Linked DNA regions of Homo sapiens: region 2 is linked to region 1. A link is an interaction called in ENCODE POLR2A ChIA-PET data of the cell type or tissue named here. Cell type or tissue: MCF 10A. All regions are shown on one strand. Links, peaks and the distances in the headings refer to the core of each region. The heading gives the core; the rest is flanking DNA.

Region 1 (5,380 bases), core at 117-5,116:
GACTTAGCCTCCCGAGGAGCAGGAACTAGGTGTGTGCCACCACACCCGGCTAATTTTTGTATTTTTAGTAGAGATGGGGTTTTGCCATGTTGGTCAGGCTGGTCTCGAACTCCTGACCTCAAGTGATCCTCCTGCCTCGGCCACCCAAAGTGCTGGGATTACAGGTGTGAGCCACTGCACCTGGACTGAACACTGGTAATTTTAAAATGAAATACATTTATTACTTTTTACAAATACTCAAGTAAAAGACCAAAAAAATTCAAATTTAATTTTAATTTAAATCATTGTAAGATGTATGGGATTAATATCCACACTCAGGATTTCTCAGTACTCACTTTTCATAAAAATCAGCTCAAAATAAAACATACCTAGAAAATTGCAGAATAGAGGGTCCTGTGGTGCCTATCTAGTCTCTATTCCTCTAGGGGGAATGTAGTGGGGTCTTAAGATACCCTCTTGGCTGGGTGCAGTGGTTCACGTCTGTAATCCCAGCACTTTGGGAGGCCGAGACAGCCAGGTTACTTGAAGTCAGGAGTTCAAGATCAGCCTGGCCAACACATTGAAACCTTGTCTCTACTAAAAACACAAAAATTAGCCAGGCGTGGTGGCGTGTGCCTGTAGTTCCAGCTACTCGAGAGGCTGAGGCAGGAGAATCACTTGAACCTGGCAGGTGGAAGTTGCAGTGAGCTGAAATCATGCCATTGCACTCCAGCCTGGGTGACAACAGCAAAACTCCACCTCAAAAAAAAAAGATACCCTTTTAGAGCCAGGCGTGGTGGCTCACACCTGTAATCCTAACACTTTAGGGAGGCCGAGGCAGGCAGATCACCTAAGGTCAGGAGTTCGAGACCAGCCTGGCCAACATGATGAAACCTTATCTCTACTAAAAATACAAGAATAAGCCAGGTGTGATGGCCGGCGCCTGTCGTGATCTGATTATCTGAAAGCAAAAGGAACAAAACTGGAGTGCAATGAGTGAATGAGCTCACATGTGTCTTGTTTAGCCTTAGAATTCATATTTAGCAAAATAAGTAAGCCTGTGCTCCTCACCTGAACTCCTGGATAACTCACTGTGGATATTTACACATCACTGGGTAGCTGTCTGTCATGTCTCATTTATTCCCACACATGGGCTCATTCATTCATTCAACAAACATTTGCAGACAGCCCCTTCTCTGCTGTGCTGCCCTTTGCTTTCATGCAGTGTATCTTCATACTTTCTCTAATAAGTCTGCCTTTCTTTACCAAAAAAAGAAAAAACAAACATTTGTCCTATGACCTACTGTATGCCTAGCACCAGGATGGGTGGGGTTAGTCTGACTTCTTTTGAGTGACCTAAGCCCAACTCAAATTGGCTTGTGTAAAAAAGAATTTGGCTGGGTATGGTGGCTCACGCCTGTGATCCAGCACTTTGGGAGGCCGAGGCAGGTGGATCACTTGAGGCCAGGAGTGTGAGACCAGCCTGGCCAACGTGGCGAAACCCCGTCTCTACTGAAAATAAAAAAATTATCTGGACATGGTGGTACACACCTGTAATCCCAGCTACTTGGGAGGCTGAGGTAGGAGAATCACTTGAACCTGGGAGGCAGAAGTTGCAGTGAGCTGAGATTGTACCACTGCACTCCAGTGTAAACGACAGAATGAGACTCTGTCTCAATAAATAAATAAGGAATTTATTGGCTTATGTAACTCTATGAAACTTATGTAACTTATAAAAGCTCTAGTGCAAGTCGCCTTCAGGCATGGTTGGTTCTCACAGTATGAGAATTACCCTCACTCTTCATCTCTCAGCTATACTTTCTTCTGTGGAGGCCTGCTTCACCCTCAGGTAGCTTCTACCCTGAGATCATAGCAGTCTTGGCCTCTACCCACTCTAGCTTAACCACCCACAGAGAAAGGGAAAGCCCTTTTCCCAACAGTTCCAGTGAGAGTCCTGACCTGGCTCTAATTTGATTCAGTTTGAGTCACATGCCTTCACTGGATTGATTGGGAGGTGCTAGATGGTTGTTGGCCAGTGTGTCATCACCTGGTCACACCAGTAAGTAAGAGATTCAGTCCCATCTGAATCACGTGGATTGAGAATGACGGAAAAGGTAGTTTCCCAAAAGAATGCTAGGGCACAGTGACCAAAAAAAGAAGAATGGATGCTGGCCATGCAAAAAACAACAGATGTCCAACTATAGACATGACAAAAATGAATAAAATACCTTTTATGGGACTATAGAACCCCCACATGCACCTGGCAGGAGTGTGGGCTGGCAGCTGCTATGTGGGAGAGCAACCTGGCAGTGTTTTGCACCCACATAGCCTATGCCCCGGCATCTCCTTCCTGGGGAGAAGAGGCAGTGATGTGTGTGGAGGCGGCCATATGGGGGCCATTGCTAGGAGAGTACTTTGGTAAAATGTGGTGAATGCACAGAAGATGGGGAAGCCGAAGAAATGGACTAGATATTTACAGAGACCCGTGTTGAGATCTTCAAAACAGAGTGAAAACAAAAACCAAAGAACTCTGTAACAGGAGGCTATTTGTGTAAATGTAAAACGCATGTCATGGTGAGTAATCAAGATAGCGTTGCCCTTGGGGGATGTGACTAAAAGGAAGCACAGAGCTGCCCAATTAAATAATACATTTCCCAGCTTTCTTTGCAACTAGGCGTGGCCACATGACAAGGTTCTGGCCAATGGGATGGGAACAGAAGTAATGCAGGCAACTTCCTGGACCAAGACCATAAATGGAAAAGAGAGTGCCCTCCCTCTCTCTTCCTTTCTTTCCTGCAGGAGCTGGAGTGACTCTCTTGGTCCCTAAGGTGGAAGCCATGTGTTGAGGACACTGAGCAACAAGATAGGAGGAGCCTGGGGCCCAGCCAGAGAACAGGAAGCCACCCAAATAGCTCTCAACCCCTTATAGATGGACTACTAAATGGGAAATAAAGTAGACTGTTCTCTCTTGATCTTTGTACAGAATCTATGTGCTAACTAATATAGTGCTCACTGGGAGGCTGAGACAGGAGGATAGCTTGAGCCCAGCTTGAGCCCAGGAGTTCGACACCAGCCTGGGCAACATAGCAAGACCTCGTCTCTACTTAAAAAAAAAAAAAAATTAGCGGGGCATGGTGGCACGTGCCTATAGTCCCAGCTACTCGGGAGGCTGAGGCAGGAGGATGGCTTGAGCTCAAGAGCCAGAGGTTGTAGTGAGCTAATATCACACCACTGTATTCCAATCTAGGTGACAGAGACCCTGTCTCAACAAAATAAAACAAAAAAACCATAGTGCTCAATAGGTTGATATTATCATGACTTTCTCCTCAGTTGTCATTATGATGATGATTATTTTATTGACCTAAAGCATTATGTACAGTTCAGCAAAGTCTTGTGGTGCCTTAACAAACAATGGAGGCAGTAACCCTTAGAGTTCTTGAGTTGCAGGTGTAGGAAACCACTGCTGACTCAAGTAAAAATATTGGTAGAATATGGTGTAGCTTATTGACTCAAAAGAAAGGCTGGAGGCCTTGTGTGGTGGCTCATCCCTGTAATCCCAGCACTTTGGGAAGCCAAGATGGGCGGATCACCTGAGGTCAGGAGTTTGAGACCAGCCTGGCCAATATGGCGAAACGCTGTCTCTACTAAAAATACAAAAATTAGCTGGGCGTGGTGGTGCACGCCTGTAATCCCAGCTACTAGGGAGGCTGAGGCAGGAGGATTGCTTAAACCTGGGAGGCAGAGGTTGCAATGAGCCGAGATCACACCATTGCATTCCAGCCTGGGCGACAGAGTGAGACTCCGTCTCAAAAAAAAAAAAGGCTGAAACTAGGCTTCTGGAAGGCTAGGATCTGAGGCAAGTCCTGGAATCCAGGTGACAGGAACTCATCAGCATTGGAGTAAAAGAGATATTCAAAACAGAGTGAAGAGTAAGTATAAATAACAGGAGGCTGGCTGGGCGTGGTGGCTCACGCCTGTAATCCCAGCACTTTGGGAGGCCGAGGCGGGTGGATCATGAGGTCTGGAGATCGAGACCATCCTGGCTAACATGGAGAAACCCCATCTCTACTAAAAATGAAAAAAAGAAATTAGCCGGGCGTGGTGGTGGGCGCCTGTAGTCCCATCTACTCGGGAGGCTGAGGCAGGAGAATGGCTTGAACCTGAGAGGCGGAGCTTGCAGTGAGCCAAGATCGCGCCACTGCACTCCAGCCTGGGCAACAGAGCGAGACTCGTCTCAAAAAAAAAACAGGAGGCGGCCGGGCGCGGTGGCTCACGCCTGTAATCCCAGCACTTTGGGAGGCCGAGGCGGGTGGATCATGAGGTCAGGAGATCGAGACCATCCTGGCTAACAAGGTGAAACCCCGTCTCTACTAAAAATACAAAAAATTAGCCGGGCGCGGTGGCGGGTGCCTGTAGTCCCAGCTACTCGGGAGGCTGAGGCAGGAGAATGGCGTGAACCCGGGAAGCGGAGCTTGCAGTGAGCCGAGATTGCGCCACTGCAGTCCGCAGTCCGGCCTGGGCGACAGAGCGAGACTCCGTCTCAAAAAAAAAAAAAAAAAAAAAAAAAAAAACCGGAGGCTATTTGTGTAAATGTAAATCGCATGTCACGGTGAGTAATCAAGATAGTGCTGCCCTTGGGGGATGTGACTAAAAGGAAGCACAGAGCTGCCCAATTAAGTATTACATTTCCCAGCTTTCTTTGCAGCTAGGCGTGGCCACATGACAAGGCCACATGTGGATGTGGGGCAGAGTGGACAGGGAGGTTGTGTTTGCACAAAAGCATCTACCTGTGATGTTTAAGTTGAGATGGATGAAAAGAAACTGGCCATGTGCAGATACTGGAAGAGAGAATCCCACGCAATATGCCATTGGAAAGGAATCTTAGTTTGAGAAATTCAAGAGGTGCCAGTGGTGGGGGTGGTGTGGGCGTGGCAGGGGATAGACTCTTGGAGAACAAAATGATGAAGAAGGCAGAGAATGTATGAGATGAAATCAGAGGCCAGGAAAAGATCATGGAGGAACTTGGAGGCCACTGAAGAGAGTCTGGGGCCAGGCACAGTGACTCATACCTGTAATCCCAACTCTTTGGGAGGCTGAGGCCAGAGGATTGCTTGAGCTCAGGAGTTCAGGACCAGCCTGGGCAACACAGGGAGACCCCCATCTCTACAAACAAATATAAAAATTAAAAAATTGGCCAGGCGCAGTGGCTCACACCTGTAATCCCAGCACTTTGGGAGGCCAAGGCAGATAGATCATGAGGTTGGGAGTTCAAGACCAGCCTGGTCAACATGGTGAAACCCCGTCTCTACTAAAAATACAAAAATTAGCCAGGCATGGTGGCAGACACCTGTAATCCTGACTACTCTGGAGGCTGAGGCAGAGAATTGCTTGAACCCAGGAA
Region 2 (5,380 bases), core at 306-5,305, 170 kb before region 1:
ACCGGCACACACCACCACCACGCCTGGTTAATTCTTACATCGTTTTGGTAGAGATGGAATCTTGCCATGTTGCCCACGCTGGTCTCATGGAGCTAAAGGGATCCACCTGCCTTAGCTTCCCCAAGTGCTGGGATGGAGCTACCCACCAGGCCACAATAAAGTATTTTTTTAATTAAGGTATATACATTGTTTCTTTAGACATAATGCTACTGCACACTTAACAGAATGGAGTGTAAACATAACTTTTTATCTACTGGGAAACCAAAAAATTAGTGACTCATTTTATCACAATATTCATTTTATCACAATGGTCTGAGGTATGCCTGTATTTTTTTTTCTTCTACCATGTGAACTATTCCAAAGATAACAGAAAAAAAGTACAGACTTACAGTAGCTGCCTAGCTTCTTGCCACGGTCTGGCACAACGGAAGTGCCATCATTCCTCCCTGGTTTTATTCAAGTACCCAATGCATTCCTCACTTGTCAAGGAAAGTAAACTCAACTGGAGCCACAGCAGCTTGTTGCCTGGTCTTCTTCCAGGACCAATGCAGCTTCTGTGCCAAAAATAGAACTTGAAAGGAAATACTGACTATAAAACAAAAGCAAACAAAATAGTGGCCTGTATGTCTTCTTGCTCTGCCAGAGTTGTTTTTAACAAAAGACTTAAAAGCCACCAGGTATGGTGGCTCATGACTGTAATCCCAATCCTTTGTGAGGCTGGAGGAACACTTGAGGACAGGAGTTCAAGACCAGCCTGGGCAACACAGAAAGACCCCATCTCTACAAAAAGAAAGTAAAATAATTGGCCTGGCACGGTGGCTCACACCTGTAATCCCAGCACTTTGGGAGGCCAAGGTGGGTGGATCACCTGAGGTCAGGAGTTGGAGACCAGCCTGGCCAACATGGTGAAACCCCGTCTCTACTAAAAATACAAAATATTGGCCGGGCACGGTAGCATGTACCTGTAATCCCAGCTACTTGTGAGGCTGAGGCAAGAGAATCACTTGAACCCAGGAGGCAGAGGTTGCAGTGAGCCAAGATCATGCCACTGCACTCCAGTCTGGGCAACAACAATGAAACTCAGTCTCAAAAAAGAAAGAAAAGAATTAGCCAGGTGTGATGACATGAACCTTTACTCCCAACTACTTGGGAGGTTGAGGTGAGAGGATCACTTGAGCCCAGGAGTTCGAGGTTGAGTGAGCTGTGATTGCACCACTGCACTGCACTCTAGCCTGGGCCAATAGTATAACATCCTAGCTCTTTAAAAAAAAAAAAGAAAGAAAGAAAAGTACTCAAATATTTTATGTTACATCAAACAAAACAAAGTACAACCGAGTGCAGTGGCTCACACCTGTAATCCTAGCACTTTGGGAGGCCGAGGCGGGGGGATCACAAGGTCAAGAGATCAAGACCATCCTGACCAACATGGCGAAACTCCATCTCTACTAAAAATACAAAAATTAGCTGGGTGTGGTGGTGCACACCTGTAGTCCCAGCTACTCGGGAGGCTGAGGCAGGAGAATCGCTTGAACCCAGGAGGCAGAGGTTGCAGTGAGCTAAGATCACATCACTGCACTCCAGCCTGGTGACAGAGCAAGACTCCGTCTCAAAATACATACATACATACATACATACATACATACATACATACATACATACATAGTACTATACCATGTAAACTGTTAGTACTAATAGTACTTTTTTAAATTTCTTCTTTTTCTTTTTTGACAGTCTTGCTATGTTGCCCAGGCTGGCTTCCAACTCCTGGGCTCAAGCAATCTTCCTGCCTCAGTCTCCCAAGTACTCAGGACTACAGGTACACGCCACTCTACCCAGCTATGCTTACTCTTTAAAAAGCACATTAGGGCTAGGCGCAGTGGCTCATGCCTGTAATCTCAACACTGTGGGTGGCCAAGGTGGGTTAACTGCATGAGCTCAGGATTTCAAGACCAGCCTGGGCACACGGCAAAACCTGTCTCTGCAAAAAATACAAAAATTAGCTGGGCATGGTAGCACGTGCCTGTGGTCCCAGCTATTCTGGAGGCTGAGGTGAAAGGATCGCTTGAGCCCAGGAGGTTGAGGGTGCGGTGAGCTGAAATGGCACCACTGCACTCCAGCCTGGGAGACAGAGCAAGACCCTATCTCAAAAATAAATAAATAAGGTGATATAGATAAGGGGGAAGAAGAGGGAGAAGAAAGTAATTTCAGGTCTGGGAAGGGCTCTCCTAAGATACAACATTTAATCCAAGAGCTAAAAGGAACCAACCACACGACTGTTCCAGACAGATAGCGCTATATAATGGTGGATTTCATTATTCATGTTAATTATAGTTAATCAATTAACTATTTTATTATCATTATGTCCAATAGCCCCAAGCTTCTTCCAAATTCCAGCTTGGGACTCACACTGTAGACCAATGAGAACTGGGAACAAAAAGGGAGGGGTGGGAGAAGTCAGCCACAGTGGCTCACGCCTGTAATCCTAGCACTTTGGGAGGCCGAGGCAGGTGGATCACTTGAGGTCTGGAGTTCGAGACCAGCCTGGCCAACATGATGAAAGCCCATCTCTACTGAAAATACAAAAATTAGCCAGAAATCGCTTGAACCCGGGAGGCAGAGGTTGCAGTGAGCCAAGATCGTGCGACTGCACTCCAGCCTGGGCAACAGAGAGAAACTCAGCATCAAATAAAAAAAAATTTTTAAATGGTGGGAGAGGGAATGACATGCTTCATTTTTAAACTTAGGTTTAATGGTGTCAATGAAAGAACCATACAAAGCTAGTATACAACATCACTTTTAGGAAGTATAAGAAGTTAGTGGATGGTCATGGGAGTATTATCAAAAATAATGCTTGTTCCAATGGATCTGGAAGGAGGAAAAAAAGATTCAAATCCCAGCTGTCCTAATTACTAGCTATGTTACCCCACCTCCCTCCTCAGTTTCTTCCTTTTTTGGAACAGGGTTTCAGTCTGTCACCCAGGCTGAGGCTGGAGTGCAGTGGCATGACCAGAGCTCAAGGCAACCTCTGCCTCCCAGGGTGAAGTGATCCTCCTGCCTCAGCTTTCCAAGTAGCTGGGACTACAGGTGCATGACACTATGCCCAGCTAATTTTTGTGGTTTTAGTAGAGACAGAGTTTCACCATGTCACCCAGGCTGATCTCCAACTTCCTGGGCTCACGCGATCTGCCCACCTCAGTTTCCCAAAGTGCTGGGATTACAGATGTGAGTCACTGTGCCCAGCCCTGCCCTACCTATCTAAAACAGCAGGGCAGTTACAAAGACTAAATAATCGAGATCCTCCCTACCAGTGACACTGCCTCTGGATAAGGGAAAGCCATGTCTCTGAGAGTAAAAAAAACATACAGCTCAGCCACTCATTAAGAGAGACATCTGGGGCCAGGCACCGTGGCTCATGCCTGTAATCCTAGCACATTGGGAGGCCGAGGCAGGCGTGTGACTTGAGGTCAGGAGTTCAAGACCAGCCTGGCCAACGTGGAGAAACCTCGTCTCTACTAAAAATACAAAATTAGCCAGGCATGGTGGCACATGCCTGTAATCCCAGCTACTCTGGAGGCTGAGGCAGGAGAATTGCTTGAACCCACGAGGCAGAGGTTGCAGTGAGTCGAGATCGTGCCACTGCACTTCAGCCTGGGCAACAAGTGTAAAACTCCTTCTAAAAAAAAAACCACCACCCTATAGTTAAGTAACAGAAAGAAAACATCTCTGGTGTATAAACAAACAAGGAATTAAAGTTTAGGATACATAGGAGCTTTACAAATTAGAAAAGACAATCTACTAAGAAAAACAGACAAGAAAAGACAATCTACTAAGAAAAATGGACTAAGAACCAGAGTAGGCAATTCACAGTAGTACAAATGACCAGCAAACACATGAAAACGTGCACAACCCTTCCAAGCATTCAGGAAATGTAAAATAAAGAAAATGGTATTGTGGCAAAAATTAAAAACTTTAAATGCATATATCCTTTAGACTCAACAAGTCCATGGCTAGAAATACAGCACAAGTACATCAAGATACAAAAGATGTAGATACCAATTGGGGTTTTAACAAAGATGAAAAATATAACAAGGATATTCACTACAATATTCTACCTAAAAAAAAAAAAAAGAGGAGAAATAAATAATGACCATCAATAGGGGAATATAAACTCCAACTTGATGCAAGCTCCTTGAGGTGAGAGATTTCAGTTTGTTCTGTTTGTTGAATATATCCCCAGTAACTTGCACATGACAGGTACTCAATAGTTCTTTGCTGAATTAACAGATGAATGACTAAATAAAGGACATCCAACAACAGTATATTACATAGCCATTGAAAATAATGCAGTAGATGTCCATATACAATTACCTAAAAGGATGCCCATGCTACAATAATTGAAAAAAAAAATGCAAGCAAAATAACATGATTGTTTTAATGTGTGAGAACAATGTTTATATAGATGTATCTGCTCATACTTGGGGAAAAAAACGGAGAAAGGTGCATAAATTTTTTTTTTTTCGTTTTTTGAGACAGGGTCTCGCTCTTTCCCCAGGATGGAGTACATGGCTCACTGCAGCCTCACCCTCAGGCAGACTCAAGCAATCCTCTTGCCTCAACCTCCCAAGTAGCTAGGACCACATGCGCATGCCACCACACCTGGCTAATTTGTGTAGTTTTTGTAGAGACAAGATTTCCTCATGCTGCTCAGGCTGGTCTCAAACTCCTGAGTTCAAGTGATCCTCCCACCTCAGCCTTTTTCTTTTTTCTTTCTTTTTTTTTTTTTTTTGAGACAGAATCTCGCTCTGTAGCCCAGGCTACAGTGCAGTGGCACCATCTTGGCTCACTGCAAGCTCCGCCTCCCAGGTTCAAGAGATTCTCGTGCCTCAGCTTCCTGAGTAGCTGGGTCTACAGGCGCCTGCCACCACGCCCAGCTAATTTTTTTATATTTTTAGTAGAGATGGCATTTCACCACGTTGGTCAGGCTGGTCTCGAATTCCTGACCTCAGGTGATCTGCCTGCCTCAGCCTCCCAAAGTGCTAGGATTACAGGCATGAGCTACTGTGCCCAGCCATGCCTCAGCCACTTAAACTGCTGGGATTACAGGCATAAGCCATCATGCCCAGCCTGCACTCAAATTTAATATGCAACTGAATTGAGGGCATGGTTTAATTACTGTACCATTTTTTTCCCTTTTTGATTTCTTAGAGCAGTTTTAGGTTCACACCAAAATTGAGACCAAGTACAGAGATAGCCTATCTATTCCTTCTACATATGCATCTCCTCCCCCCATCATAAACATCCCCTATCAGAGTGGTGAGTTTGTTACAACTGGTGAAACTACACTGACACATTATCATCACCCAAAATCACTGACTTTTAA

Evidence for each region. ChIA-PET counts read pairs that join two places held together with the same protein. Peaks named below come from ENCODE experiments on the same cell type or tissue, not always from the same donor. Only the 100,000 strongest peaks of a DNase experiment are listed, where the experiment ranks them.
Region 2: POLR2A ChIA-PET joins it to region 1 with 5 read pairs; 2 of 35 experiments call an interaction of 5 or more read pairs at or near these places.

The regions. Positions count from the first base shown.
Region 1 is chr20:47,389,496-47,394,875 of GRCh38, reverse strand. All of the region lies in intron 2 of LINC01754 (long intergenic non-protein coding RNA 1754), which reads left to right. Among named protein-coding and RNA genes, the nearest start is that of LINC01754, 20 kb to the left of the region's middle. RefSeq lists enhancers at 2,059-2,108, 2,369-2,558, 2,729-2,858. In MCF 10A, for the core only: no CTCF peak of the experiment used is centred there; DNase peaks (open chromatin) are centred at 2,005, 2,645 and 4,645.
Region 2 is chr20:47,563,295-47,568,674 of GRCh38, reverse strand. All of the region lies in intron 1 of NCOA3 (nuclear receptor coactivator 3), which reads right to left. Among named protein-coding and RNA genes, the nearest start is that of NCOA3, 64 kb to the right of the region's middle. In MCF 10A, for the core only: no CTCF peak of the experiment used is centred there; a DNase peak (open chromatin) is centred at 3,194.